2 separate regions of the Homo sapiens genome follow, and region 1 is linked to region 2. The links are chromatin loops, found by intact Hi-C in ENCODE. Cell type or tissue: ovary. All regions are shown on one strand. Each heading gives the region's core, and the rest is flanking DNA. Links, peaks and the distances in the headings are about the cores only.

What was found. Hi-C counts contacts between places; a loop is a spot of excess contacts. Peaks named below come from ENCODE experiments on the same cell type or tissue, not always from the same donor. Only the 100,000 strongest peaks of a DNase experiment are listed, where the experiment ranks them.
Region 1: a loop joins it to region 2, with 3.0 times the contacts of the local background. A loop is called at or near these places in 58 of 110 quality-filtered maps.

What each region holds. Positions count from the first base shown.
Region 1 is chr6:36,886,965-36,901,605 of GRCh38, forward strand. C6orf89 (chromosome 6 open reading frame 89) reads left to right here. Exons shown (of 9, transcript NM_001286635.2): 2 at 7,540-7,639; 3 at 12,462-12,669. The coding sequence starts at 12,481. Among named protein-coding and RNA genes, the nearest start is that of C6orf89, 8.3 kb to the left of the region's middle. In ovary, for the core only: a CTCF peak has its summit at 10,878 (motif pointing right); no DNase peak of the experiment used is centred there.
Region 2 is chr6:37,203,295-37,218,769 of GRCh38, forward strand. It overlaps TMEM217B (transmembrane protein 217B), which reads right to left. Exons shown (of 2, transcript NM_001395378.1): 2 at 8,887-9,702. The coding sequence starts at 9,675. The coding sequence ends at 9,163. TMEM217 (transmembrane protein 217) reads right to left here. Exons shown (of 3, transcript NM_001286401.2): 2 at 15,132-15,475; 3 at 8,887-9,702. The coding sequence ends at 9,672. Among named protein-coding and RNA genes, the nearest start is that of PIM1, 41 kb to the left of the region's middle. RefSeq lists a silencer at 7,179-7,473. In ovary, for the core only: CTCF peaks have their summits at 4,938 (motif pointing left) and 7,331 (motif pointing left); DNase peaks (open chromatin) are centred at 4,927 and 7,317.

The sequences.
Region 1 (14,641 bases), core at 6,642-14,641, 310 kb before region 2:
TTTTCTGCCTTGGACTGAGGCATTTTTCAAGACCTGCTTTGAATACCTGTTCCTCCACAGCTACTCCACACACCAGAAACAATGTCCAAATGCTAGATTCCTAACCTGCTAACCTTAAACCCTCATCACATTGTTGCTACCTCTGCGTTTTTTTGTTTTTTTTTTTTTGAGACGGAGTCTCACACTGTCGCCCAGGCTGGAGTGCAGTGGCGTGATCTCTGCTCACTGCAAGCTCCGCCTCCCCGGTTCACACCATTCTCCTGCCTCAGGCTCCCGACCTCTGCATTTTTAAAAATGAATAAAATAATAAAACATAAAATGAATAAACCATGAGCCACGAGTTACATTCAATTAGTTCGGAATGATAATTTTAGGTCCTTTCTATAAATTTGTTCAACATTGATCTGATTCCACATCTGAGGTGAATTCCCACGTCTGTTCTTAGTTTTTTGTGTTTTCTCCATTTATCTCTGCTTTCAAGAAACACTATTTAGGGTGGGAGGTAGACAGGAAAATAGATGTAATGCCAAGCCCTAGAGGTGCATAGGACAAAAACTGAGGTCAGAGTCTTAAAGAGTTCACTTATTGGACAAAGCACTGGAGACTAGGCTTTTTAGGCAGAGGAAATTGTGTATGCAAAAGCAAAAAGATGTGAAATAGTATGACAGTGTAGAATGTGAAGAAGGATTGATGGGAAATGAAACTGAACAGGTAGGCAGTGACCAGATCATAAAGGGCCATGGTAAGTAATTTGGACTTTATCTTTTAAAAAAGACAGGAATCTCATTCCATCACCCAGGTTGGAGTACAGTGGTGCTATTACGGTTCACTGCAGCCTCGAACTCCTGGGCTCAAGCTACCCCTCACCTCTGCTTCCCAAGTAGCTGGGACTACAGGCAGGCACCACCACACTCGGCCAATTTTTATTTTTATTTTTTTTGTAGATACAGGGTCTTGCTATGTTACCCAGGCTGGTCTTGGAAGTCCTGGGCTCAAGCAGTCCTCCCACCTCAGCCTCCCAGTGTTGGGATTACAGGCATGAACCACCATGCTTGACTTAGGACTTTATCTTAAAATGATTGTTATTAGGTATTTAATTTGTCTGGCTATTGGAACAAATGTGTTACATCATTTTATAATTCTCTGAAATAAAACATTGTGGGGTAGAAATAATTATCCCCATTTTATACATGAAAACTGAGGCTTAGAGAGGATGAGTAGTGTCTCATGGCCACACAGTAAGTGGTAAAATCTAGAATTTGCATCCAGCTTTTTCCAACTCCAGTATCTGTGTTCTTAGTCACCATGCTAAACTGCTCCTGCAGAGGATGGGGAGTCTTGGAAGGTGCTTAGCATGAGCCAATTTGTGTTTCAAAAAAATAAGTGGCCGAGTGCAGCGGCTCACGCTTGTAATCCTAGCACTTTGGGAGGCTAAGGTGGGTGGATCACTTGAGGTCAGGAGTTCAAGACCAGCCTGGCCAACATGGTGAAACCCATTTTTTACCAGAAAAATACAAAAATTAGCTGAGTGTGGTGGCGCGTGCCTGTACTCCCAGCTACTCCAGAGGCTGAGGCACGAGAATCTCTTGAAGCCAGGAGACAGAGGTTGCAGTGAGCTGAGATCATGTCACTGCACTCCAGCCTGAGCGAAGAGTGAGACCCTGTCTCAGAAAATAAAAATAAAAAACTGGACAAGGTAGAGAATGGATTGGGGAAGAGGAGAACTGGAAGTATAGAGATTAACTACATCTTTGTGATGGTCCATAGGAGAGATGTTGAAGACCTTAACTGTGCTGTTAATGTAGAGAGGAAGGGATGAATGTGAGAATTATATAGGAGGCTGAATCAAGAGGACTTAGTGATAGTTTCATTGGTGGGAGTGAGGTAGGAGGAGAATAGTTTTTAAATTTGGAGGATTAGTGTTTCCATTAAGAAAAGAGGTGCAGTGGGAGGAATGAGTTGAAGGGGAAAACAGTAAGTTGGGTTATAGACACATTACATACAGGGAGCTATGGGAAACTTGGATCACCGTGTCTGGTAGGCAGGTAGATAAATGGGTCTTGAACCCTAGAGAGAGTTGTAGACTGGAGAAGAGATTTGGGAATCACCAATAGCTGGTGGTCAAAGTGTTGGAGGGAATAAGAAGGTCAAGGATAACTGGTGGATACCAGCAGAGAACGAGAGAATTATGTTAAGGTTTGAGTACACTTGAGGGAGATAGATAATGGGGTAGCAACAGCAGCTGCTGCAGAGAGGTCAGATAAGGTAATAACTGAAAAAAACGTCCTTCGAACTTGGCGTTTAGAAAGCCATTTGTGGCCTCAGTGAAAGCAATGTCGGTGGAGTGAGGAGGCAGAAATATGATTTCAACAGGTTAATAAATGAATGGAAACCTGAGAAACAAGAAAGTGTGTTACTTTCTCCCCCCAACCCCCAAAGGAGCTTTCCTCTGAAGGGAGGGAGGGAGAGAGTACCAGAAACTTAGAAAGGAACTATTATGGCATTTTTCTGATAGTAGAAACTGGAAAGGGTGAGGATGGAAGCAAGTAGAGGTAAGCTTAAAAATGTGAAGACTTCTTCAAGTATGTCAATGTCCTAAAAGACCAAAAAACAAAAACAAAAAAAAAAAGAAAAACCACACACTGGGGACTTGTTCTGAAGTTAAGTAGATTAAAGAGAGGCATGGCAGCCAAATTCAATGTGTGGTCATTGGTTGGATCCTGGATTTTTAAATAGCTATATGATCTTTTTAAAAAAATTTGATAGTTAAGGAAACTTGACTATAGACTGAATATTAGGTAATATTAAGAGATTACTCATTTTAATGGGTATGGCAATAATGCCAATGGTTGTGTGTAGAATAACGTCGTTATTCTTAGGAGATGCATGTTGAAATATTTAGAAATGATTTTATAATGTGTTGCAAATAACTTTCAAGTAGTTCTGGTAAAAACAGAAAGAAAATATAGCCAAATGTAAACAACTGGTAAATCTAAATGAAGGATATCCAGGTGTTCATTGTACTATTTTTGTACAAAAAGCTTTACACATTTAATGTGTACAGCTTGATGAATTTGGACATAAGTATGCCCTTGTGAAACCATCACCATGATCCATGCCATCAACCTATCCATCACCTTCAAGTTTCCTCCTGCCTTCTTACTTATTATTACTATTAGCAATAAGAACACTTAACATAAGACCTACCTTCTTAGCATATTTTTAAATATACAATACAGTATTGTTAACTCTGGGCACTGTGCTGTATAGTAGGTCTCTAGGAGTTATTCATCTTGTATAACTGAAACTTTGTATTCTTTGCCCAGTACCTCCCTGTTTCCCCCTGCCTGCAGCCTCCTGCAACCACCATTCTGTTCTTTGCTTCTATGAGTTTAGCTATTTTAGATTAATCGCACAAGTGGTATCATGTAGTATTTATCTTTCTGTGTCTGGCTTATTTCACTTAGCATAATGTCCTCCAGGTCCATCCGTATTGTTACAAATAGCAGGATTTCTTTCTTTTTTAAGGCTGAATAATATTCCATTGTATGTATATACTACATTTAAAAAAAAAATTTTATTCTTTTGACACAGAGTCTCAGTCTGTTGCTCAGGCTGGGGTGCCATGATGTGATCTCTGCTCACTGCAACCTCCACCTCCCAGGTTCAAGTGATTCTCATGCCTCAGCCTCCCGAGTAGCTGGGATTATAGGCATGCGTCACCATGCCTGGCTAATTTTTGTATTTTTAGTAGAGACAGGGTTTTGCTATGTTATGTTGGCCAGGCTGATCTCCAGCTCCTGGCCCCAAGTGATCCACCCGCCTCAACCTCCCAAAGTTTTGGGATTACAAGTGTGAGCCACTGTGCCCTGCCTGTACCTTGATTGTAAATTTTAAGCATTTATTGTAGTTTTAAGTTATTACTCTTTTAAATCGTATTAATCATTTCAATGTTTTATCAGTTATTTTTCCTTTTAATTGATGTTTGTTTCTTTGTAGTGGTTCTTATTATAATCTAAGAAGCACTTTTTCTTTTTATTATTATTATACTTTAAGTTTTAGGGTACATGTGCACAACGTGTAGGTTTGTTACATATGTATATGTGTGCCATGTTGGTGTGCTGCACCTATTAACTCGTCATTTACATTAGGTATATCTCCTAATGCTATCCCTCCCCACTCCCCTACCCCACTACAGGCCCCAGTGTGTGATGTTGCCCTTCCTGTGTCCAAGTGTTCTCATTATTCAATTCCCACCTATGAGTGAGAACATACGGTGTTTGGTTTTCTGTCCTTGCGATAGTTTGCTCAAAATGATGGTTTCCAGCTTCATCCATGTCCCTATAAAGGACATGAACTCATCCTTTTTTGTGGCTGCATAGTATTCCATGGTGTATATGTGCCACATTTTCTTAATCCAGTCTATCATTGATGGACATTTGGGTTGGTTCCAAGTCTTTGCTATTTGTGAATAGTGCCACAATAAACATATGTGTGCATGTGTCTTTATAGCAGCATGATTTATAATCCTTTGGGTATATACCCAGTAATGGGATGGCTGGGTCAAATGGTATTTCTAGTTCTAGATCCTTGAGGAATCACCACACTGTCTTCCACAATGGTTGAAGGAGCACTTTTTCTTTACTAGAACATATATTTAATTAATGGGATCACTGGATAAAATAGAATGGAATATATTCATAACACTAAAGAATGGATACCATACTTCATGGGTAGTGTAATATTAAAGAGCCAAGTAGAGAAAAAAGAAAATTTAATTTACTCTGGATATAGCTCCTAGTGTTGAAGATTGGGATGTATCTTGATGGACTTTTGAAACTTTCTTTTGAACTGTACTGTTTCCCCTTTTGTGCTTTAACTAGATGAATCAGTTTTCTATCCTAGAGTTACCTCGCTGGCATAGCTCTTCAGAAAACAGAACGTCCAGGGTAATGGCATATCAGTGTTCAGGACTTACTTATCTCTATAGAGGAATTAGTTCTCTGTTAAACAGGGCAAAAGAGAAGTTTACATTTCTCTTAACTTCTTTTCTGCTTTAAAGAAACATTTGTATTGGTAAGTTCTATCAGAGTTTTTCTGTCAGATATGCCTCTACCCTGTTTCTTCATAGGCAGAGACCCAGAAGGAATTGTGGAGAACATCTCATCAGAGCTCTCAGTTGTCTCCTCCTATTTCTGAAGTACTCCAGAAGTGAAACAACTCCCTGGCTTACCTCCGACAGGCCTCTCTTGAAAGCAAGGTTTCTTGACCTCGTTTTGAGGAGGGGTAGGAGGAGGTTCTCCTGTGCATTGCAGGATGTTTAGTCTTTACCCACCAGATGCTAATAGTACCCCTCCAGTTTGTTGATTTTTAATTTTTTTAAAAGAGCTGGAGCCTCCCTGTGTTGCCCAGCCGGGAGTGCAGTTGCTGTTCACAGGCGTGATCGTAACTCACTGAGCCTCTAACTTCTGGCCTCAAGTGATCCTCCTGCCTCAGCCTCCCGAGTAGCTGGAACTATAGGCATGTGCTGCTGTGCCCAACTCCTGTCCAGTTTTGATAATCAAAAATGTCTTCAGACATTGCCAAATGTCCCCTTTGGAGCAGAATTACCCTGAGAACTATTGTTGTAAAGTAGTGTCTCTTAATTGGGGGTGTGTGCCTTTAATCAGCAGAGAAGAGGCTTGAAAGCGTACACACCTGAGCTCCACTCCTAACAGTTCTGGCAACTTAGCATATCCGAGGTGGTGCATGATACTTTGATCCTAATAACTCCACTAGTGATCCTGCCTGTGCCCTTGCAGGTCTATGCCACTGTTAGAATCAGGCTAACTCTTCAGAACTTCCCCCTGTAGCAAAGCTCACTTTGGCCAGAGTTGGAACTACTTTCTGCAGGTAAGTGGATTGCCATCAAGCCTCAGCCGATTTCACTCAATCCTCTCATGCTTGATGCATAGTAATGACCTTATGTTTGAATTTTTTTTTTTTTTTGAGACGGAGTCTCGCTCTGTCGCCCAGTCTGGAGTGCAGTGGGGCAATCTCTGCTCACTGCAAGCTCTGTCTCCTGGGGTCACGCCATTCTCCTGCCTCAGCCTCCCAAGTAGCTGGGATTACAGGCCTCCGCCACCGCGCCCGGCTAATTTTTTGTATTTTTAGTAGAGACGGGGTTTCACTGTGTTAGCCAGGATGGTCTTGATCTCCTGACCTCGTGATCTGCCCGCCTCGGCCTCCCAAAGTGCTGGGATTACAGGCGTGAGCCACCGCGCCCGGCCTTGATTTTTTTTTTTTTAAGGGATGAGTTTTTTTGTTCTTGTTTAATTACCATCGTATCCAACCAAATCCCAATAGTGTCCCTCTAGCAAGACAATAAAAAATGTCTCCAGGCATCCCTGGGGGCAGAATCTTTTCCAGTTTAGGACGACTGATATAACCAAAGCCAAAAAGAGGGCTTATCACAATCCACAGGTATTCTTAGAAACGTCACTAAGTTGCTATTAACTACCTTTCTGATAACTTGAGAAATGTGTCATAATCTCTCGGAAGAAGGATGCATGGCTTGCAAAAATATATTCAGTGTTTTAATATCATTTTAACTTGAATTACCCAACAAGAAAAGAAACGTATTTTTTTGTGTGTGATACAAACTGGGAGTTTAATAAGATTTTTATGTGTATCAAAAAGGCTTACAGGCCAGGCGCGGTGGTTCATGCCTGTAATCCCAGCACTTGGGAGTCCAAGGTGAGTGGATCACTTTAGGCCAGGAGTTTGAGACCAGCCTAGCCAATATGGTGAAACCCTGTCTCTACTAAAAATACAAAAATTAGCTGGGTATGGTGGCATGTGCCATTTTTTATTGTCTTGCTAGAGGGACACTGTTGGCATTTGGTTGGATATGATAGTAATTAAACAACAAAAAATATCATCCTTTAATCCCAGCCTGTAATTCCAGCTGCTCAGGAGGCTGAGGCATGAGAATCGCTTGAACCCGGGAGGCGGAGCTTTCAGTGAGCCAAGATTGCACCACTGTGCTCCAGCCTGGGCAACACAGCGAGACTCTGTCTCAAAAAAAAAAAAAAAGGAAAAAAAGGAAAAAAAAAAGACTTGAGGAGGCTTACAAAGGTTGCAAAACAGCCATCAAAAATAATGATGATTAATCCTGTTTTCCTCACCTGTACTTTTGTCCCCTTCAGGATTCTCCTACCGGCACACCGTGTTCTCTTCTGTGTGTGATGTTCTCTTCTGCCTCAGGGATACTTGCTTGTGACCCCACCTCCCAGCATCCACACTAGTTTTTCACTGGAATTTGTTTCTAGCAGTCCTTTCTGGATCCTTTCCATTCTGGTCCTCTACTGAGTTTTAATGGGTTTTGACTGGGTATTGTTAGATAATGAATTGTAACATATTTAAATGAATATTATTCCTACTTGCTTTCATAGAATGTCTTTGTTAGTTTAAACAGGAAAATGGCATCTCAGAATCACTGATCACAAAACCAAGATGTGAAAAATGTTGTAATAAGTTATCCCTTTACTCTATTTGCAGGAATCATTGTAGTCAATCATTTTCCAGTTCTCAGCCGCTCAGTTGTGATCAAGGGACACGTGGTTTCCGAACTGCCAGCTCAGAATAGGAAAATAACTTGGTAAGGGAGGCAGCATGCAACAACCCTGAAGTCAGGACACTTGGGTTCACATCCTGGCAAGTTATGAAACCTTTCTGAGCCTTGAACATGTATGAAATGGGATCGATCACAGCTACCTTATGGGATCACAGTGGTGATTCACTGAGATAATATTTCCAGAGTGTTTAGCAAGGCACCTGGCATATAGGGTGGGAACAGGAATAGGAGTGCAATTGAACATGAGTCTTCAGTTTCTAATGAATTGAATTTTTCTCCTTCCTGAAGTGTTCATAGATTCTTAGAATTTTAGAGCGAGACTCTAAAATTTGTAGTCCAATCCTCTTATTTTTTGGATGCAGAAGTAGACCAAGTAATTTAACCGAAATCATCTCACTAGCAATTGGCAAAGCTTGTCTCCAGGTTCAATGCTGTTTCATTTTTCCAGCTGTAATATTTGAATACAACTCTATAGAGAACCAAAAAGTCATTGGCATGGCAAATCATGCCTTGCTTCTTCCCTATGGTGCCATGGTCATGCATTGCTGTACATCTCTGACTCATTTTGTGCCCAGTGATGTTCCTTAGAAGTGACTGTGAGAATTTTGTGATTACAAAATTGATACAGGAAAAGTTTGGGAAATATGAAAGTCACAAAGAAAATAAAAACCAGCTGTGATCTCATTTTCCAGAGATCATCTACTCCTGAATTATTTTTAATTGGAAATGCTACATCTTAATTTCTGGGGGTTTTTTTGGTGTTATTGTTAGTATGGCTCTTAATGCTTTGTAATCCATCCTCCTGGCTGCTAATCAAAAATGGCTTAGTGAAAAGAATGTGGGGTCGAAATGAGGCTCAGGTGACAACCGACTGGGTGGTCTCAGATAAGTCACTTCCCATCTGGAAATCTACTTTATATCTCTATAGATTTGCCTATTCCTTGCAGGTTTGTTAAAAAGGTATTAAGAAAAAAAAGATGTGTCTATTCCTGACTTCTCATCTAAATGCAGCTATATAATCTGTAGTTTTTCGTGACTGTCTTCTTTCACCTAGCATAATGTTTTCAAGGTTCATCCATATTGTATCATGTATCAGTACTGCATTCCTTTTTATCGTCCAGTGATTTTGCATTATATGGCTCTACCACATTGTGATTATCCTTTCATCAGTTCATGGACATTTGGATTACTTCCATTTGGGGGCTGTTATGAATAATGTTGCTGTTCACATTTGTGCACAAGTTTTTGTGTGGACATATGTTTTCATTTGTCTTAGGCACATACCTAGAAGTAGAATTGCTGGGTCATATGGTAACTGTGTTTAACTCTTTGCGGAACTGCCAGGCTGTTTTCCATAGTGGCTGTACCATTTTATGTTTCAATTCCTCCATGTCCTTACCAACACTTTTTGTCTGACTTCTTGATTGTAGCTATCCCAGTGGATGTGAAATGATATCTCACTGTGATTTTGATCTGCATTTCTCTGATGGTTAATAATGTTGAGTATCTTTTTGTGTGTTTATTGGTCCTTTGTATATCTTTTTTTGAGATGGAGTCTCACTCTGTCACCCAGGCTGGAGTGCAGTGGTGTAATCTTGGCTCATTGCAACCTCTGCCTCCCAGATTCAAGTGATTCTTCTGCCTCAGCCTCCCAGATAGCTGGGATTACAGGTGCCTGCCACCACACCCGGCTAATTTTTGTATTTTTAGTAGAGACAGGGTTTCACCATGTTGACCAGGCTGATCTCGAACTCCTGACCTCAAGTGATCTGCCACCTTGGCCTTCCAAAGCGCTGGGATTACAGACGTGAGCCACTGCACCCAGTCCATTTGTATATCTTTTCTGGAGAAATGGCTATTCAAATCCTTTGTCTATTTTTTTATTTGGTTGTCTTTTTATTACTGATTTGTAATAATTCTTGATGTATTCTATATAGACCACCCCCTTATCAGATATATAATTTGCAAAAATTTTCTCCCATTCTGTGGCTTGTCATTTTACTTTCTTGATGGTATTGAGACACAGAATTTTTGAGGTTTTTCCCCTCCTCTTGTCTTCTACAAAAAGTTTTTAATTTTGATGAAGTCCAATTTATTTTTTCTTTTGCTACTTGTTCTTTTGGTATCATATCTAAGAAACCATTGCCGAATCCCAGAATCATGAAGCCTCCCTCTCTGTGTTTTCTTCGAAGTTTTATCATTTTAGCTTATAAATTTAGGTATTTGATCCATTTTGAGTTAATTTTTGTGTATAGTATAAAGAAAGGGACAGGCATGGTGGCTCACACCTGTAATCCCAGCACTTTGGGAGGCTGAGGCAGGCGAATTGCCTGAGGTCAGGAGTTCGAGACCAGCCTGGCCAACATGGTGAAACCCCGTCTCTACTAAAAATCCAAAAAAATTTGCTGGGCGTGGTGGTGGGTACCTGTAATCCCGCTACTTGGGAGGCTGAGGCAGGAGAATCGCTTGAACTCGGGAGGCGGAAGTGGCAGTGAGCCAAGATCGCGCCACTGCACTCCAGCCTGGGCAACCAGAGCAAGACTCTGTCTCAAAAAAAAAAAAAAAAAAAAAAGAAAAGAAAGAAAGGTCCAACTTCATTTTCTCATTTGTGGATATCCAGTGGTCCTAGCATCATGTATTGAAAATAATACATTAAAAATTATATAGCTGTCCCTTGGTATATGTAGGGTATTCGTTCCAGAATCTCCATATACACCCAAATCCTTGCATATTCAAGTTTCACAGTTGATTCTTCAGAACCTGTTTATACAAAAAATCATCCCTCTGTATATGTATATGCAGTTTTTGCACCCTGAAAATACTGTATTTTCAATCCTGGGTTGGTAGAAAAAAATCAGCTTTTAAGTGTATCCACATAGTTCAAACCCATGTTGTTCAAGTCTCAACTGTAGTTTGTACTGTCTTTTTATCTGAATGTGGGGGGTATAGTGTGGTGGGCTCTTCTCTCATTCCCCCAGTTCCTGGAAGTCTAGATTGCATGCCTTTTAATCCACCATTAGAAGTCTTCTGATTCTGATTTAATTGCTCTGAGTTGATGCCCAGGTATGAGCATTTATGAAACGCTCTCTAGGTGATTCTAATGTGCAAGCCAGGTTAAGACCTAATGAACTAAACACTTAATAGTCGTAAAGAGGACCAAACAGGAGTGATTGGGAGGCACACTGCTGGAAGAGGAGGTGTGCTGGCGTGCGCTGGGTTGTGTTGTAACAACATGACTATGTCCTCCACCCTACAGGTGGCAGCATCTCCTTACTGAGAGAATACACGTACTATGTCAGTACTTTTTGGGGCTAGAAGTACTGTAGGAATGAAGTATGCAAAATAAAAGGACCCTCTGTATTGAAAATAAATATATAAATAAATAAAGCCCAGTAGAAGAGAGCACAAACCCGAAGAAGCACTCTTCTTCCTCCTGTAAATGAAGAAAAATATTATTGTTCTGTAACTTAAACACCTTTTTAAATAGCCATTTAATTATTTTATCTTATTTTATTTCTCTAGAGATGGGATCTCGTTCTGTCTCCCAGGCTGGAGTGCAGTGGTATGATCATAGCTCACTGCAGCCTCAAACTCCTGGGCTCAAGCAGTCCTCCCACCTCAGCTTCCCAGGTAGCTGGGACTACAGGTGTGTGCCACCAGGCCAAGCTGATTTTTAAAATTTGTTTTTCTTTTCTTTTCTTTTCTTTTTTTTTTTTTGAGATGGAGTTTCGCTCTTGTTGCCCAGGCTGGAGTGCAATGGCGTGATCTCGGCTCACCACAACCTCTGCCTCCCGAGTTCAAGAGATTCTCCTGCCTCAGCCGCCCGAGTAGCTGGGATTACAGGCACCCGCCACCATGCCAGGCTAATTTAGTATTTTTAGTAGAGGCGGGGTTTCTCCGTGTTGGTCAGGCTGGTCTTAAACGCCGGACCTCAGGTGATCCGCCTGCCTCAGCCTCCCGAAGTGCTGGGATTACAGGCACGAGCTATTGCGTCCAGCCTTGGAACTATTTAATTTCATTTTACAAATGATACAGAGAGAACTCTACTTTGCCCCATTAGTTTTTACCTTTTGTTCTCTGGGCATGATGAAACAATCTGTCTTTAAAATAACTATAGGAACACAAATTGAATTTTTAAATTAGTTAAAAATCTTAGGTATTTTAAGTATATAAAATACAAATAAAATGCCCTTTATTTTCTAAAATTGTATTTGTAGAAAAGCATGAGGACTCTGGTTGCTCCAGAAGAAATTAAAAAAAAGAAGAAGAAAGAAAAGTGTGAGGACTGCAAGCCACATGCCATGGTTTTTGTGTTGTCTGAAATCTTTGCTCTGCCAAGAACAAAGCTTATCAGCCTGTTGCTCTCAGTAAATCACCTTCAGTAATCTTCAGTGATCAGTTCTTCCTCTTGTGTTGAACACAAATGTTCAACAACAGCGTTAAACAACACTGTGCATAATCCATTTTTTTTTTATTTTAAGGAATCTCCAGTAGCAGATCTCCCATCATTGGTGTCAGAAATCTTTTTTGGATGTCATTAGTGCTTCAGAGTCCCATTAGGATATATTGTGCTCTAGACCAGTGCTCCTCAGTTTGCACTAGTTTGGGAACTAGTGCAGGTCTGTAAACTGTTCCTGGCCCACAGTTAACGAATATTTTAAAACTTGTATGGCAATTTGACATTGTCTCTGTGTATTCATTGTGTTTCATGAAAGTATTGGTCTGTAGAGGATTGAGGAAAGCACAAAACTGGTCCTTCTCTACAGATGGTCAAGTAGCTTTGAAGAGGAAGTACCTAAAGAAACCACCTTTCTTTTTACATTTATTTTCTCTCCGTCTCTCTCAGGGATTTTATATTGGAAGACATGGATCTTGCTGCCAACGAGATCAGCATTTATGACAAACTTTCAGAGACTGTTGATTTGGTGAGACAGACCGGCCATCAGTGTGGCATGTCAGAGAAGGCAATTGAAAAATTTATCAGACAGCTGCTGGAAAAGAATGAACCTCAGAGACCCCCCCCGCAGTATCCTCTCCTTATAGTTGTGTATAAGGTAAAATGTTTCCTGAGTTGGTAATTGCTTCAACAGAACACAAACTGTTCAACATTCTTCACAAATGCTATTGTTGACTAATCCCACCACTGAGCATTGGTTTTTCCGTGAATAAATTGGCCTTTGCTCTTGTTACCATGTGTTACTAGGAAATTTGACTGTGTTGTTAAAGGTCCTAGATGAAAGCTGCATATTTACAGTTAAATTATATTTGTGTAATATTATTATTTAATTTTTTATTATTTGTTTGTTTGTTGTGTGTGTGTGTTTTGAGACGGAGTCTCACTCTTGTTGCCTAGGCTGGAGTGCAATGGCGCAATCTCGGCTCACCGCAACCTCTGCCTCCTGGGTTCAAGTGATTCTCCTGCCTCAGCCTCCCAGGTAGCTGGGATTACAGGCGTGCGCCACCACACCCAGCTAATTTTGTATTTTTAGTAGAGACAGGTTTTCTCCATGTTGGTCAGGCTGGTCTTGAACTCCTGACCTCAGGTGATCTGCCCACCTCAGCCTCCCAAAGTGCTTGGATTATAGGCGTGAGCCACCACGCCTGGCCTTGTGTTTTGTTTTTTTTTGTTGTTTTTTTTTTGAGATGGAGTCACACTCTGTTGCCCAGGCTGGAGTGCAGTGGCGTGATCTCAGCTCACTGCAACCTCCGCCTCCCAGGTTCAAACGATTCTCCTGCCTCAGCCTCCCAAGTAGCTGGGATTACAGCCATGTGCCACCACACCTGGCTAATTTTTGTATTTTTAGTAGAGACAGGGTTTCTCCATGTTGGTCAGGCTGGTCCTGAACTCCTGACCTCAGGTGATCTGCCCTCCTCGGCTTCCCAAAGTGCTGGGATTACAGGCCTAAGTCATCGCACCTGAACAGATTTTTTATTTTTCTAGTCAAGGTCACACTGTGTTGCCCAGGCTGGAGTGCAGTGGTGCCATCATGGCTCACTGCAGCCTCGAACTCCCAGACTCAGGTGATCCTCCCATCTCAGCCTCCCAAGTACCTAGGACCACAGGCATGTGCCACCACACCTGGCTAATTTTTCTATTTTTTGTAGAGATGGGGGTTTTTCCGTGTTGTCCAGGCTGGTCTCGAACTCCTGGGCTCAAGTGACTTGAGTCCAGTCAATCACTGTCAGACTGAGTTCGAGACTGCCCACCTCAGTCTCCCAAAGTGCTGGGGTTACAGGTGTGAGCCACTGCAGCCAGCCTTTATGTATGTATTTATTTATTTTTTGAGACAGAGTTTCACTCTTGTTGCCCAGGCTGGAGTGCAATGGTGTGATCTTGGCTCAGTGCAACCTCCGCCTCCCAGGTTCAAGCAATTCTCCTGCCTCAGCCTCCCAAGTAGCTGGGATTACAGGCATGCGCAACCATGCCCGGCTAATTTTGTATTTTTAGTAGAGATGGGAGTTTCACTATGTTGGTCAGCTGGTCTCGAACTCCTGACCTCAGGTGATCCACTCACCTCAGCCTCCCAAAGTGCTGGGATTACAGGCATGAGCCACTGTGCCTGGCCTAATACTTGTATTTTTGGTAGAGGTGGGGTTTCACCATGTTGGCCAAGCTGGTCTCGAACTCTTGACCTAAGGTGATACACCCGCCTTGGCCTCCCAAAGTGCTGGAATTACAGGTGTGAGCCACTGCGCCCGGCCCCTTTGTGTATTATTATTATTATTATTATTATTATTATTATTTTTTTTTTTTTTTTTTTTTTTTTTTTTTTGAGATGCAGTCTCACTCTGTTGCCCAGGCTAGAGTGCAGTGGTGCGATCTTGGCTCACTGCAAGCTCCATCTCCCAGGTTCACACCATTCTCCTGCCTCAGCCTCCTGAGTAGCTGAGACTACAGGCGCCCATCACCACATCCGGCTAATTTTTTGTATTTTTAGTAGAGACAGGGTTTCGCCGTGTTGGCCAGGATGGTCTCGATCTCCTGACCTCGTGATCCACCTGCCTCGGCCTCCCAAAGTGCTGGGA
Region 2 (15,475 bases), core at 3,354-11,353:
AATCCCAATCAGGCCAAAAAATGCAAGAGCTCCTCAGATCAAAGGGTGGGGCAGGTGGGGCCAGGCTGAGGTCCGGGTAGCAGGGAGGAGGCTGGAGAGGAAGATGCCGGGAGCTGGGAAATCCTTGAAAAGGAGCTGTAAAATGTTTATTTGCTGAATTAACAGGACTCTTAATTGCTTGGGCAAATTTTATTTTTCTTTTCTTGTTTCTTTTTTTTTTTTTTAGAGACAGGGTCTCACCACGTTGCCCTGTAGTGACCAGCTCAGGCTGGTCTTGAGCTCCTGGGCTCAAGTGATCCTCCTGCCTCGGCCCCCCAAAATGTTGGAATTACAGGCATGAGCCACTGTGCCCAGCCACTGGGACACTTTTACAAGTACTTTCTCCCAAAGCCTCTGAAAAGAATCCTTTATTTCCCCCAAAACTCTGTTTGAGAAGCAGGCTGACTTCAAATCCATTCTCCATCACATCATTCATAAAAGACATCTTGTCAGTGCCACGCTGTCAGGAGGAGAAACCAAACATACACTTTAAATAAGATGCCCCTCACGGGATACATTTCTGTATCCTTGGTAAGAGGCAGAAGGAGATTTTAAAAACATGTAAAGTCTGAAAAAAATTTTGAGTTTTGTGTATCTTTAATATGAAAGTTATTTCTGATAATCACCAAGTAATTATTTCTTTTTAAGCCCTTCCAGTACAGAAGCTACCTAGTAATTATTTAACTCAGTCTTTTACATATACACAAGCACACACATACACACATACACAAGCACACACATACAAACATACACACAGACACAACATACACAAATACACACTCATATTCACATACACAAACACAGATACCCAAACATACACACAGACACAACATATACAAATACACGCACATACTCACATACACAAACACAGACATACAAACATACACAAATACACACACATATTCACATACACATACACAAACACAGATACCCAAACATACACACATAGACACAACAGACACAAATACAAACACGCACATGCACAAACCCAGATTACAAACATACACACAGACCCAAATGCATACATTCACACGCACAACACAGATGCACAGACACACACAATCATACACCAAACACACATGCATAAAACCCTTGTTTCCTAAGCGAACTAACACAGGAACAGAAAAAAGAAATACTGCATGTTCTCCCTTATGAGTGGGAGCTGAACACTGAGTACATATGGACACGAAGAAGGAAACAGCAGACATTGGGGCCTACTAGAGGGTGGAAGGTTGGAGAAGTGTGAGGCTCACAAAACTGTGGAATCCAGCCAGGTGCAGTGACTCATACCTGTAATCCCAGCACTTTGAGAGGCCGAGGCCAGCAGATCACTTGAGGTCAGGAGTCCAAGACCATCCTAGCCAACATGGTGAAACCCTTTCTCTACTAAAAATAAAAAAATTAGCCGGGCATGGTGGTGAGTGCCTGTAATCCCAGCTACTCAGGAGGCTGAGGCAGGAGAATCGCTTGAACCCGGGAGGTGGAGGTTGCAGTGAGCTGAGATCGCACCCCTGGACTCCAGCCTGGGCTACAGAGTGAGACTCCATCTCAAAAAAAATGGAAAGAAAAAGAAAAGAAATCTGCACACGTGCCCTTGAACCTAAAATAAAATTTAAAAAAATAATAATAAAAGAGGTGTAAAACAAAACAAAAAATCCCTTGTTAATGAAGCAAAATATGATCAGAGGCATTTGTAAAAACTATTTCCTAGGGAATAAAATCATCATTTATTCAGGGGAAAAAAGTAAGCATTTAAATGAGTCCCTCTTTTACTAATAGCTGGTGAGAGGACAACATGGGAGGGAGGCTGGGAGCGCTTCCCTGTGCATCTTCCCTGTGTGTCTGGGAGTCAGGGGCTCAGTCCTTGTCTCCAGGCAGCCTCCTCCAGGGCTGGCTCCCAGGGCCCTTCATAAAACACTTGGTGGGTGGAGAGAGGGATGCAGTGGGGGCTGGGGGGAAGCAAAGCTTTAGTCCACGTGTACAGACCAACAGTCAGAAGACACTGAGGAGGCCAGGCACAGTGGTTCACGCCTGTAATCCCAACACTTTGGAAGGCAGAGCCCGGAGGATCACATGAGCCCAGAAGTTCAAGACAAGCCCAGGCAACATAGCGAAACCCCGTCTCTACAAAAAAATACAAAAATTAGCCAGGCGTGGTGGCATGCGCCTGTAGTCCCAGCTAATCAGGTGGCTGAAGCGGGATCACTTGAGTCTGGTGCCACTGCACTCCAGCCTGGGTGACACAGCAAAAACATTTTAAAAATTAAAAAAAAAAAAAAGACTGAAGAAAGGTAGCAATCCATGTGGGGAGGACTAGGGGAAAGGAGGCCAGGGAAATGGAGAGTGAAAGCTGTGAGGTGAAAAGAAGTAAACCTCATGGAAACATTGATACATCCTGAACCAATGGGGGGAAACTGACAGAGAATGAAGTTTATTCTCCATGGGACACTATTGCTAGAAATGACTTGGAGTTAAAGGCAGCCACAGCCAGGTGGGAAAGTTGCTGAAGAAATATTTGGTGGTTAGACACCTAAGAGCCGAGGCCGTGGGAAAGCGGAGACCCTCTTCGATCTGGGGAAGTTCCATGCCTGCTTGCTTCCTCTTGACACTATCGTCCCCTGCACACAGCCCCTCCTGTCACCCTAGGTGGAAATGACTGAAAAAAGCTTACAGATCTGCTATCCCAGGGGTACCTGCACCTTCTCAGGCTCCCAACTTTCCTTTTCCTCCCTCCTTTCTTTTTTCTTTTTCTTTTCTTTCTTTTCTTTTTTTTTTTTGACACAGGGTCTCACTGTCACCCAGGCGGAGTGCAGTGGCGCAATCTTGGCTCAATGCAACCTCTGCCTCCTAGGCTCAAGTGATCCGCCCACTTCAGACTTCCAAGTAGTGGGGATACAGGTGCGCACCACCAGCCAAACTATGTTTGGCTAATTTTAATTTTTATTTTTATTTTTTTGAGACAAAGTCTTGCCCTGTCACCCACACTGGAGTGCAGTGGAGTGATCTCAGCTCACTGCACCCTCCCGGGTTCCAACGATTTTCCTGCCTCAGGCTCCCGAGTAGCTGGGCTACAGGCGCCCAGCACCACGCCCAGCTAATTTTTGTATTTTTTGGTAGAGACGGGGTTTTGCCATGTTGGCCATGTTGGTCTCGAACTCCTGAACTCAAATGATCTGCCCGAACTCAAAGTGCTGGGATTACAGGCTTGGCATGAGCCACCGCGCCCGGCCTAATTTTTAAATTTTTTGTAGAGATGAAGTCTTACTGTATTGCCCAGGCTGGTCTTGAACACCTGGGCTCAAGCCATCCTCCCGCCTCAGCTTCCCAAAGTGCTAGGATTACAGGCGTGAGCCACTGCACCCAGCCTTCTTCCCCTCCTTTCTAAGGGCTAAATCATGCTATCTTCCAGGACTCGGCTTAAAGGTTTTCTCCTCCAGGAAGACTTCCCTGACTCTCCACCTCCAAGGCCCCCTCCTGCGGCCCCCAGTGCTTCCTCTAGCACCTATCGTCCTGGGTCCAGATAGCCTAAGTGGCTTGGCCCCTCGCTAGGCTGGGAGCCCCTTGGAATGTGGGCTGTGTCTTGCTTCCCCAGGTATTCCTCAATTCCTAATTCACGGTCTGCAACACAGTAATAAACTGTATGAAGAAAAGTAGGACGGAAGGCTGGGGGATCTTCACGGACTGAAAGTGTCAGGGGTGGGTGACAGCCCTTAAGAGTGTTGCTCTTCCCGGGGACACCTGCACTGTTAGAAAGACTTGTTTTCCACTTGGTGAGATGGAGCTGGGAGATGAGGTGGTGATTCTAGTGGCAGCAGTTGGTGTAAGGGAACAGGACTGGGAAAGGAGGAAAGGAATAAGGGGCTGAAATCGTATCCTTTGTCGGTATTTTCCTACCTGTGTCTAGATTCTTCACCAGAGACTGCAGAATTGAATGAGAGAAGAAAGGAGTAGGAACAGGAGGCTGAAAGAACAGTAATAATTTGCCTCTCATAGGCCGGGCGTGGCGACTCATGCCTGTAATCTCAACACTTTGGGCAGATCACCTGAGGTCAGGAGTTCAAGACCAGCCTGGCCAACTTGGTGAAACCCCATCTCTACTAAAAATACAAAAATTAGCCCAGAGTGGTGGTGGGCACCTGTAGTCCCAGCTACTCAGGTGGATGAGGTAGGAGAATCGCTTGAACTCAGGAGGCGGAGGTTGCACTAAGCCACAATGGTGCCACTGCACTTCAGCCTGGGCGACAGAGACTCTGTCTCCAAAACAAAAACAAAACTGAGAGTCTATGTCCATTCATTCCACAAATCTTTATCAAGCACCTGCTACATGCTGGGCATTGAACTAGGTGCTGGGAAAACATCAGTGAAGTAAATATGGTGCCCACATTTTTGGAGGGTGGTGGGAGAGGCAACTGTATAGAGTAAGTCAGGTGATAGTACATGTTATGAAGAAATGTAGCACAGTAAGTGGGAAAGAGACACATGGGATGGTAGGGAGGGGCTGTTTCACACCCATTGGTAGGGAAGGCCTCTCTGATGCCTTCTGAGCAAGAAAGGAAGCTGGTGAATAGCTGGAGTAAGAATATTCTAGGCGGAAGGCACAGTGAGTGCAAAGGCCCCGAGGCTGGAGTGTGCTGTCTGTGTTAGGGTGAACGAAAGGAAGACAGCATGGCTGCAGCAGAGGGAGGCGGAGAGAACAAAATGGTTAGAAAGCAGATCAGAGGGTGACAAGGGACTGGGTTATTTAGCAGCTGGCATGCCGTGGTAAAGACTTGGGATTTCTACCCTGAGTGTGGTGGGGAGCCCTGGCAGGTGAGGACCGGAGTAGAGGAGGGACTTGATCTGACTCAGGTTTCAACAGGAGCCCTCTGGTGGCTGGGCGGAGAACTGACTGTAAAGGGAACACAGTGGCATGGGGAGGCCAGTCAGGAACTGCTACTGCAATAGCCTGGGCAAGAGATGGTGATGGCCTGGGCCAGGGAGGTGGCAGGGGAGGTTATATGAAGTGGTTGGATATGGATCTATATTGAAGGGTGGGCTGATGGGGAGTGGTGAGGAGTTAGATTCAGGCTGAGAGAAAGAGAGGACCTAAGGATGCCTGCTGGGTCTTTAACTTGAGCAATGGAAGGGTAGAGGTGGCAAAGACTGGGGGTTAGGGCAAGGTATACGGGAGAAAATCAGGAGTGTGGATTGGGATACACTCCCCAATTTTTATTTATTTATTTATTTATTTATTTATTTATTTGAGATGGAGTTTTGCTCTTGTTGCCCAGGCTGCAGTATAGTGGCGCGATCTCAGCTCACTGCAACCTCCACCTCCCAGGTTCAAGCAATTCTCCTGCCTCAGCCTCCTGAGTAACTGGGATTACAGGCACCTGCTACCATGCCCGGTTAATTTTTGTATTTTTAGTAGAGAGGAGGTTTCACCATGTTGGCCAGACTGGTCTTGAACTCCTGACCTCAGGTGATCCACCCGCCTCAGCCTCCCAAAGTGCTGTCATTACAGGCGTGAGCTACCATGCCCGGCTACATTCCCACATTTTAAGAAAATTAAAAAAAAAAATTTTTTTACATCAGTTGGATGCGGTGGCACACCTGTATTCCCAGCTACTCAGGAGGCTGAGGTGGGAGGATCGCTTGAGCCTGGAAGTTCAAGGCTCCAGTGAGCTATGATTGCACGACTGCATTCCAGCCTGGGTGACAGAGTGCAACCCTGTCTCTAAAAATCAAATAAAAGTAGAGACATCCTGAGTGAGACCCTGAGAGAATCTGAGTCAGAGAACCAGGTGAGCTGTGTCTGGACTCCTGACCGCAGAAACTAAGACAGAATAAATGTACTGTCTTAAGCTGCTAATTTTGGGGTAATTTGTTATGCAGTAATAGATAACTAGTACATGTCACATCTCTACAAAAATGTCTCTACAACAGTAACCACCCCAAAACATATCCTGACTGGGTATGGTGGCTCATGCCTATAATCTCAGCACTCTGGGAAGCCAAGGTGGGAGGATAGCCTGAGGCCAGGAGTTCAAGACCAGCCTGGGCAACATAGGGAGACCCCATATTGTATTTAAAAAAAAAAAAAAGAGTTGTGTAGGGGAGGATCTGCTTCCAAGCTCCCTCATGGGGCTGTTGGTAGGATTCCGTTCCTCACGGGCTCTTGGTTAGTGACCTCTGCTCCTGGCAGTGTGAGCCTTTCCATAAAGATACTTTCAACATGATAGCCAGCTTCCCTCAGAGAGCGGGCAGCACTGACGTCATCGTCTTCTGTAACCTAACCTTAGAAAGGACAACCCATCGCTTTTGCTATGTTCTCTTTGCTAGAAGAGGATCACTGGGTCCTGCCCACATCTAAGAAGAGGTGATGAATGTGAATATCAGTTCGCAGAGATCTCTGGGAACCATGTTAGAGCTGGCTACCACATCAAGGAAGCAACTGCATAAACAAAGCCAGGGTTTAGGGGAGAAGTCCAGGCTGAAGATGTATATGGGGCTTATTAGTGATGGGTCTGGACCAGGTGAGCTGGGAGTGAGTGAGACAGAGAACAAGACCAAGGACTGTGCCAAGGGCACTCCGGTGTTTGGAGGTCAGGAAGATGAGGAGAGGCCAGCAAAGGAGACTGAGGAGAAGGGGCCAGTGCGGCAGGGGAGGGATGGAGACGGAGGCAGAGGGGCTACCAGAGAAACCTGTTGGCAGGAGAGAGGGATCAGCAGTCAAAAGCCACTGCAGGACAGGTCAGCAAAGGTGGAGAACTGACCACCGGCTTGAGCAGTGTGGAGATCACCTTGACAAGAGCAGTCCCAGTGGGGCGGTGGGGGTGAAACCTAACTGGATGGGTTCTAGAAAGAACAGGAGACCAGGAAGTAAAGGCAGAAGCAACCATGCTTTTGAGGAGTCTTGTATAGAGGATAGCACAACCTTGCGTTTGAGTGTCTTAAACTTTCTCAACTAAAGTAACTCTCAGCTGAGGTGATTCCTGGAACTCTGCTTCTGCCTACACTTCTTCAACACACAGGTCTCCAGTTCCCCAATGTTGCCCAGGTCTACCTCCCACCGTAGCGACCTCAACCGGGATGGGGAATCAGAACCCAGAAGTTGGCCCATGTTTTATATTTTGTGTTTTGGTACTAGCAAGTCACAATCAGACAAGGCATGCCTTGTGAGACTGGGGCAGAGACACACACATTAGCTCCCAGTCATCAGCTGGAAGCTCCATAAATCCTGAACAGCCACCCTTGGAGGATCTGGTTTAGGGGCCAACAGCTCTAAGCAAAAGCTTATTACTGACTGCCATCTTGTGGTCATTTGGGGAACTGGCCTAGGTTTAAATCCGTGGTGGAAAGAGTTGAGTGAATTGTAGGATAGTACCTGGCACTGAGTGTTCAGTAAAAGCCAGCGACTGTCATTACTATGCTCATGGTTTGGAAGAGTATGGCCAAAACAAACAAACAAACATGTCTCTTGACTTCACTCCCAACATTTTTCAAGGGAAAAGGAACTACCCTAAAAGGAGGTGTTCCTTTTTGTCTTGGTAAAAGTAAGAATGAATCAGGGAGCCGACTTTCGTGTATGAAGTCAGATGATGAGATGCAAGTCCTGCTTTTGCTACCATGTGACCTTGATCTCATCACTGAAGCCCAGTGAGTCTCAGTTTCGTCAAACCATAAAACAGGAGCATTAGGATGAAGACTGCACAACTGGTGAATGTGAAGAGTTCTCAGGAAAAGCGGCACTCCTAGTTCAAGGCAGGGGCCTGCTGGCTCTCAACACAGAGCTTGTTGCTTTACAATAGTGTCTCTCAACTAGGGGCAACTTTGCCCCCCCACCACCCCCACCCCATGGGATGTTTGACAATGCCTGGAGATATTTTGGGGGGTTCTTTTTGTTTTTCAAAGGGTTGGTCCTTGTTTTTGTTTTGTCTGTTTGTTTGAGACAGAGTCTCGCTCTGTCACCCAGGCTGCAGTGCAGTGGCGCGATCTCGGCTCACTGCAAGCTCCACCTCCCAGGTTCAGGCCATTCTCCTGCCTCAGCCTCCTGAGTATCTGGGACCACAGGCACCCGCTACCATGCCTGGCAATTTTTTTGTATTTTTAGTAGAGACGGGGTTTCACTGTGTTAGCCAGGATGGTCTCGATCTCCTGACCTCTTGATCTGCCTGCCTCGGCCTCCCAAAGTGCTGGGATTACAGCCGTGAGCCACCGAACCCGGCCCTGTTTGTGTGTGTGTGTGTGTGTGTGTGTGTGTGTGTGTGTTTGTGTTTTTGAGATGGAGTCTCACTCTGTCCCCCAGGCTGGAGTGCAGTGGCACCATCTCAGCTCACTGCCACCTCCGCCTCCTGGGTTCAAGTGATTCTCCTGCCTCAGCCTCCCGAGTAGCTGGGATTACAGGCACCCACCACCACGCCCGGCTAATTTTTGTATTTTTAGTAGAGAGCGGGTTTCACCATGCTGGCCAGTCTTGTCTTGAACTCCTGACCTCAAGTGATCCACCTGCCTTGGCCTCCCAAAGTGCTGGGATTACAGGCGTAAGCCACCATGCTGGGCCGATAGGCTAGTCTTGAGCCAGCCATACATAGTTATTGAAATGGAAATTAGCTAAAAAAGAATAAAATTTAAAATTTGATTACTGGGTTGTAATAGCCACATTTCCAAGTGCTCAGTCGCCACACATGGCTAGTAGCCAGCACAGATAGAGGACATTTCCATCAGCACAGGAAGTTCTACTGGACAACACTCCTCCAAAGGACTCAGCAGAACCGGCATCTGTGGGCCAACCCATAAAGGAAGAACTAGAAACTAAGGAAGTGCAGAGGAGAGGGGACAGTGAGAGGCAAAAACAGACACCAGTGAGATGGTTAAGTAAGCACAAGGCCACATATCATTAACTGCTAAAACAAGTCACACAACACATCTGTAAAATAATTGATCCGCACAACCTGCCCTCTCCCGAGAATCATTCCTCAGTGCGTAAAACTCAAAAGCCCTGACAAACCAAGCAGCATCAACAGAAGACAGGCAGGGTAGGGAGGGTTCCATTGTTGAGGAACACCATTCCCTCCCACCTTTCCTGGCATCTGGCATGGTTCAGTTTAACTTCCGGTACAACATTCCCAGACGGACAGGTAGTCATGAGTTCACTGCAATGGTGGAGCAGAGCCTGTGGCGGCGTTTCCTGCCCACAGTCTGGGATTCCTTGTAAAGGTTGTATGCATGCTTGACGATGAAGGGCAGACAGAAAAAGTGCAGGAGCATGTGTGAGATTTGGAAGATCCAGTGCAAATAACTCAGCGTCTTGAAGTGATCTTTGATGATCCCGTTGAGGAGCAGGACTATGGAGAAGTTGATGAGCTCGTAAGTGATGATCCACATGGCATAGATCAGCAGCCCCATGTAGATATTCTTGTGGATACAATAAAAGAGGAAGCAGCCGATGATGATGGTGGTGAGGGAGAGGCCAGTGCTGATATTAGCCCTGTGGAACAGGGTCCAAGTGACTAGCTCCGACTTTGAGTCCACGTAGATGCTGAACTTGGCCTCATAGCAAATGTGTGTCTTCTGGTTCAGGTCAAAGATGAAGAACTGGGTGGTATTAAGGACAGAGAAGATGCCCACCATGAGGGAGAACATCCTGACATTCATTTTATACTTGTTTTACCAGAGCACCTCCTGCAGGAAGAAAATCATACAGACACGTGACAAGATGGCAGAGGTAGCCTTAGACAAATCCCCCAAGTCACTAGATATAAATCAGAGAGCTAAGAGCAATGATGGTGTGTGGACAGGCAATAGGCTGGAAGTTAAGGGACATGGGGTCTGGCCCGTGCTCTGGCCTAACTTGCTAGATGTGACCACATCATTGAGAAATGAATGTATCACTGGCCTGGGACTTCCTAAGTAGCTTCCAATTCTGCTGTTCCAGCTTCAGCTTTGCTTTAAAGTGGCAAAAAGAGTGCTCCTGTTGATGTAGGTTTGTGGGAATTCAGAGGTTCCTGTATTGAGGATAACGATGGTATGAACGAAGCTCCCATCTGGGGAGTTTGCTTCTCTGAAGTCAGAAAACTCTCATGGCTCCTCAAGGGCTTGGAATCATCCCTGACATCCTCTGCCCCCACTACTCTTTCCTTCCAAGTCCTTAGAAATTTCCCTGATTTGCTCCCTGGGCATGGCCCAGCCTTGTCCCAAGTCACAGGGTTTGGCCAGCAGGAATGGAATGGGTAAAGGTTTATGGATCCAGGCAAGACTCTGCCCAGGGCCAAGATGCCTTAACAATAAGCCACCATTGTGCAGGTGAAGGCCCAGCAGGCAGACCTCCAGCTGCAACCTAGGTTACACCTGAGCTCTAGAGGTCAACTCATGGCAGGGAGCAGGAACCTGGTGCCCGAGCCGACCCTGCTGAGGGCATGTTGATAATGGGGGACCTAAGGCTGGAGTAGGCTGGGCCTACAGCGCAAACGTTCCTCCACAACCTGAATCTTCTTCTTACTGGCTCCCAATTCAGAGGACTCCTGAGCAAACCTCTCTCCTCATCATTCACTACACTGGCGAGCTACCTCTGTTGTGGGGCAAAGGAAGGGGCACAGTCACACATTAGGAGAACACAGGGCTGTCCTCAGGCTGACGAATGTCCAATGGGGGACAACTTGTTGGAAGCCTGACCTGGCCTCTCTCTGAGATGACCAGAATGGGTCCTGTCCAGCCAGGCAGAGCACAGACAGGCTGCCACTAGCCTCCCTCCAGCCCTCTCCTCTTCACTCACTGGATCAACTCCAAATACAGTAAAATATACAGAATGTAAAATTCACCACTTTAGCCCTTTTTGAATGTGCAATTCAGTGACATTAAGTACATTCACGTTGTCGTGCAAGCATATCGCTATCCATCTCCAGAACTTCCTTTCTCTCTCTCTCTCTCTCTTTCGACAGAGTCTTGCTCTGTCACCCAGGCTGGAGTGCAGTGGTACGATCTTGGATCACTGCAATCTCTGCCTCCCAGGATGAAGCGATTCTCATGCCTCAGCCTCCCAAGTAGCTGGGATTACAAGCGTGCGCCAGCATGCCCAGCTAATTTTTGTATTTTTAGTAGAGACAGGTTTCACCATGTTGGCCAGGCTGGTCTTGAACCCCTGACCACAAGTGATCTGCCCGCCTCGGCCTCCCAAAGTGCTGGGATTACAGGCATGAGCCACCATGCCTGGCCATCTTCAGAACTTTTTCATCATCCCCACCAAAATCTCTGTACCCATTATAAACATCAACTCCCCATTCTCCTCTTCCCCCGCTCCCTACTAACCATTTTTCTTGCTGTCTCTATGAATTTGCCTGCTCTAGGTGTCTCACATAAGTGGAATCATACATTTGTCCTTCGGTATCTGGCTTACTTCACTTAGCATAATGTTTTCCAGATTCATCCCAAATATTCTTATACTTTATTCTCCACCATCCTCCCAACCCTGTGTGACTCCAGATACACAAAACTCTCAGTGCACCCTAGAACCTGGAGGGCCCAGGAGGGAGGCAGTGTGTTGTCTAGTGGGTAGCTGCACTGATGCTTCCCCGTCTGCACCAACGAAACCTCACCTCTGCTCGGTTCACAGCGCAGCTTCCAGAGCAGCCACTACCCATGGGGTACTCACCTGAATTGTCTAAAAATAAGGCCCTGAACCACACAGTTTTCTTCCTTTGCTTTATATCTATGTTGTGAGTTTCAAGGAAATGTCTGTATAAAGCCCACTGGTTCCACAGCTCTGCTGCCCCAGCCTTGGTCTCCACCCTCGGCACCTCTCTCTTGGGTCACTATAATAATGGCCTAACTTCCCTTTCTGCCGCTAGCCAAGGTCCTCTGGTACATTCTATTCATTCAATACTCACTCAGCAGACATCTATTGTGTATCTACAGGTGCTGGGGGCTGAGCTTGGCACTGGAGACAGACAGGTAAATATGCTAGTGTGGAAGCTAGACAAATAAAAAAACAAATGAATAAAAATTGTTTTTAATTAAGAGAAAAGAAAACTTGAGGCAGGCGGATCACGAGGTCAGGAGTTCAAGACCAGTCTAGCCAACATGGTGAAACCCCATCTCTACTAAAGATACAAAAATTAGCTGGGCATGGTGGCACGCGCCAACTACCTGGGAGGCTGAGGCAGCAGAATTGCTTAATCAGGACCCGGGAGGTAGAGGTTGCAGTGAGCTGATATCACACCACTGTACTCCAGCCTGGGCTGCAGAGCGAGACTCTGTCTCAAAAAAAAAAAAAAAAAAAAAAAAAAAAAAAGAAAAGAAAAAAGAAAACTTACAATGCAACGTGATAAATGTGATAGAGGAAGAGATGGCTCAGTGTTGTCAAGATGTAACAGTGAGAGAGATGAAAAATCATTGGATGAGAATCAGGGGAGGCTTTCTGGAGTAGGCAATAGCTGAGCTTGGGTCTTCAGAGACATGGGCATTAACTAGGCAGAAAAAGGAGGGACTTCACCCCCAGCAAAGGAGACAACACAAAGGGGTAGGCACAGGGATAGGCAAAAGCCATTTTGGAAACAGCAAGTTTGCCTTGGCTTGAGCAGAGGGGAAGGCTGTATATGTTGGCAGGGGCCAGATCAGGAAGGATCCTTACCTGCTACCAGCCATGTGGATGTTTCTCTGAAAGGCAAAGGAGAGGTTCTTCAGGGTGTGTGTGTGTGTGTGTGTGTGTGTGTGTGTGTGTGTGAGAAACAGATAGACAGACAGACATAATCAGATTTGAATTTTATTTATTTATTTATTTATTTTTGAGACAAAGTCTCACTCTGTTGCCCAGGCTGCAGTGCAGTGGTGCAATTATGGCTCACTGCAACCTCCATCTCCCAAGTTCAAGCAATTCTCCTGCCTCAGCCTCCCGAGTAGCTGGGATTACAGGTGCCTGCCACTATACCCGCCTAATTTTGGTAGTTTTAGTAGAGAAGGGGTCTCACCATGTTGGCCAGGCTGGTCTTGAACTCCTGACCTCAAGTGATCCGCCCGCTTTGGCCTCCAAAAGTATTGGGATTACAGACGTGAGCCCCTGCGCCTGGCCCGATTTGCATTTTAGAAAAATCTTTCTTGCTGCTGTGAGGGCCATGGGTCAGAAAGGGAGCAAAGGTGGAGGTAGGCAGAGCAGTTGAGAGGCTATGGAAGGAAATAAGGTGAAGTAAGGCAGCAGAGGGATGTTGGGGGACAGATTTGGGGCCTGGGGCTGTGGAAGAAGGAGTCTGGGATGAGCACCTGGATGGAGGACAGCCCATCCTCTGAGGCGAGGAGCACAGAGGCAGGAGAGCCCTGAGGATGGGAGCGGGGAAGACAATGACAAGGACAGCTTGCCAAATGGTGAGTGCTGTGGTTTGACTGTCCCCTTCAAAATTCATGTTGAAACTTAATCCCTAATGCAACAGCATTAAAAGATGGGGCCTTTAGGAGGTGATTGAATCATAGGGGCAGAGCCCTCATGAATGGAATAAGTGACCTTATAAAGGGACAGGAGGGAACTAGCTAGTTTCTTTTGCCTCTCCATCCCTTCTGCCATGTAAGGACAGTGTTTGCACCATCTTAGAAGCAAAGAGAGCAGGCCCTTACCAGACACCAAACCTACTGGCACCTTGATATTGAACTTCTAGCCTCCAAAAGTGTGAGAAAATAAATCTCAGCTCTTTATAAATTACTCAGTTATTATAGCAGCAGTGGGTGACTCACACCTGTACTCCCAGCACTTTGGGAGGCTGAGGCAAGTGGATCACCTAAGGTCAGGAATTCAATACCAGCCTGACCAACATGGGGAAACCCCGTCTCTACTAAAAATACAAAAATTAGCCAGGCATGGTGGCCTGTGCCTGTAATCCCAGCTATTCAGGAGGCTGAAGCTGGAGAATCGCTTAAACCCGGGAGGCGGGGGTTGCAGTGAGCCGAGGTCGCACCATTGCACTCTGGCCTGGGCGACAGAGCCAGACTCGGTCTCAAAAATAAAAAATGTGCTTCATACAGTCTCTGGACCTGAATGCAAAGTGATGTCTGTTTATTTGTGATAGTATGTAATCATATACTGTCTTATATGATTGGCTAATTGATTCATAAACAATAATTTACTTTCTTCCACTAAACTACAAAATTCTCATAGTCATTCATATCTTACACATTTTTGTATACAGTATATACACAATGTTCAGTACAGTGTTCACACTACAGAGTACAGCACAGCAACAGATACAGAAGTATGTTTAACATATATCTTTGATTAAGGAAGTGCCTTTCACACTCCTTGACAAATTTGGAAAGGGTGGGGAAATTCGAGACATAAATTGAAGGATGAATTTTCTCTATTTTTATTCTTTTTCTTATCTGGAATAAAACAGAAGACACAGTGGGGAAATCATAGCACAAACCCACCCCAGGGCCAACAGTATCCTTTGTGCTGCAAAAATCTGGTATAAATACAGATTTGCTTATCCCAGGGTTAAATTAAAGAGTTGTGGGTTGAAGGCTAATGAAGATGCCAAGAAAAAAGGATTGCCCTACTGCAATTCAGCTTCATCTTATTCCATTCATTTTGACCAATCAGGTGGTAGAAAGGTGAGTTCACAGAAGTTTTGATAAATCACAATATCCTTTAACTAAATACCCTCAATGAGCAGGATGTTCCGGTTGTGATTATAATCACATTTTCTCTTCATGTTCTCCTGAAAGAGTGGCAGTAGGGTCTCTACTTGCAGAACTGCTAAGCAAAAGTGGGGGGAAAAAAGGAAATAGAACTACCCTGGGAATCTGAGAGACCTACCTCTTATGGGAAAGAAAAGGGCCAACATGATTGCTTATAGTGGTGGATAAAGCTGCTAACTTTTTTTTTTTTTTTTGGGGGACAGAGTCTTACTCTGTCACTCAGGCTGAAGTGCACTGGCGCAATCTCGGCTCACTGCAACCTCCACCTCCCAGGTCAAGTGATTCTCCAGTCTCAGCCTCTCAAGTGGCTGGGATTACAGGTGTGTGCCGCCACGCCTGGCTAATTTTCTATTTTTTTTAGTAGAGACGGGGTTTTGCCATGGCTGCCAAGGCCAGGCTGGTCTTGAACTCCTGACCTCAGGCGATCCACCTACCTCTGCCTCTCAAAGTACTGGGATTCCAGGTGTGAGCCACTGAACCCACTCGAAATTGATAATCTTTTATTTCTGCTGTGGAGAATCTCCGCTGTAGAAATTCGTCTCTTGTAGGAAATTATATTGCCCTGGCTCCGGTTTTTGTAGGTTATGTGGGCATAGTTGATGACAAAGAACATCCAGAAACAGTGCATGACTGTACGAGACACCAAGCCAAACCAGCGCATGATTCTGACCTCTTTAATGTCAAAGTCATTGTTGGTGAGGATTTGTATTACGACGTTTGCAGTTTCATAGAAAAAAATCCAGACAATGTAGATGACCAGGCCCCTGAAGATCTGGGC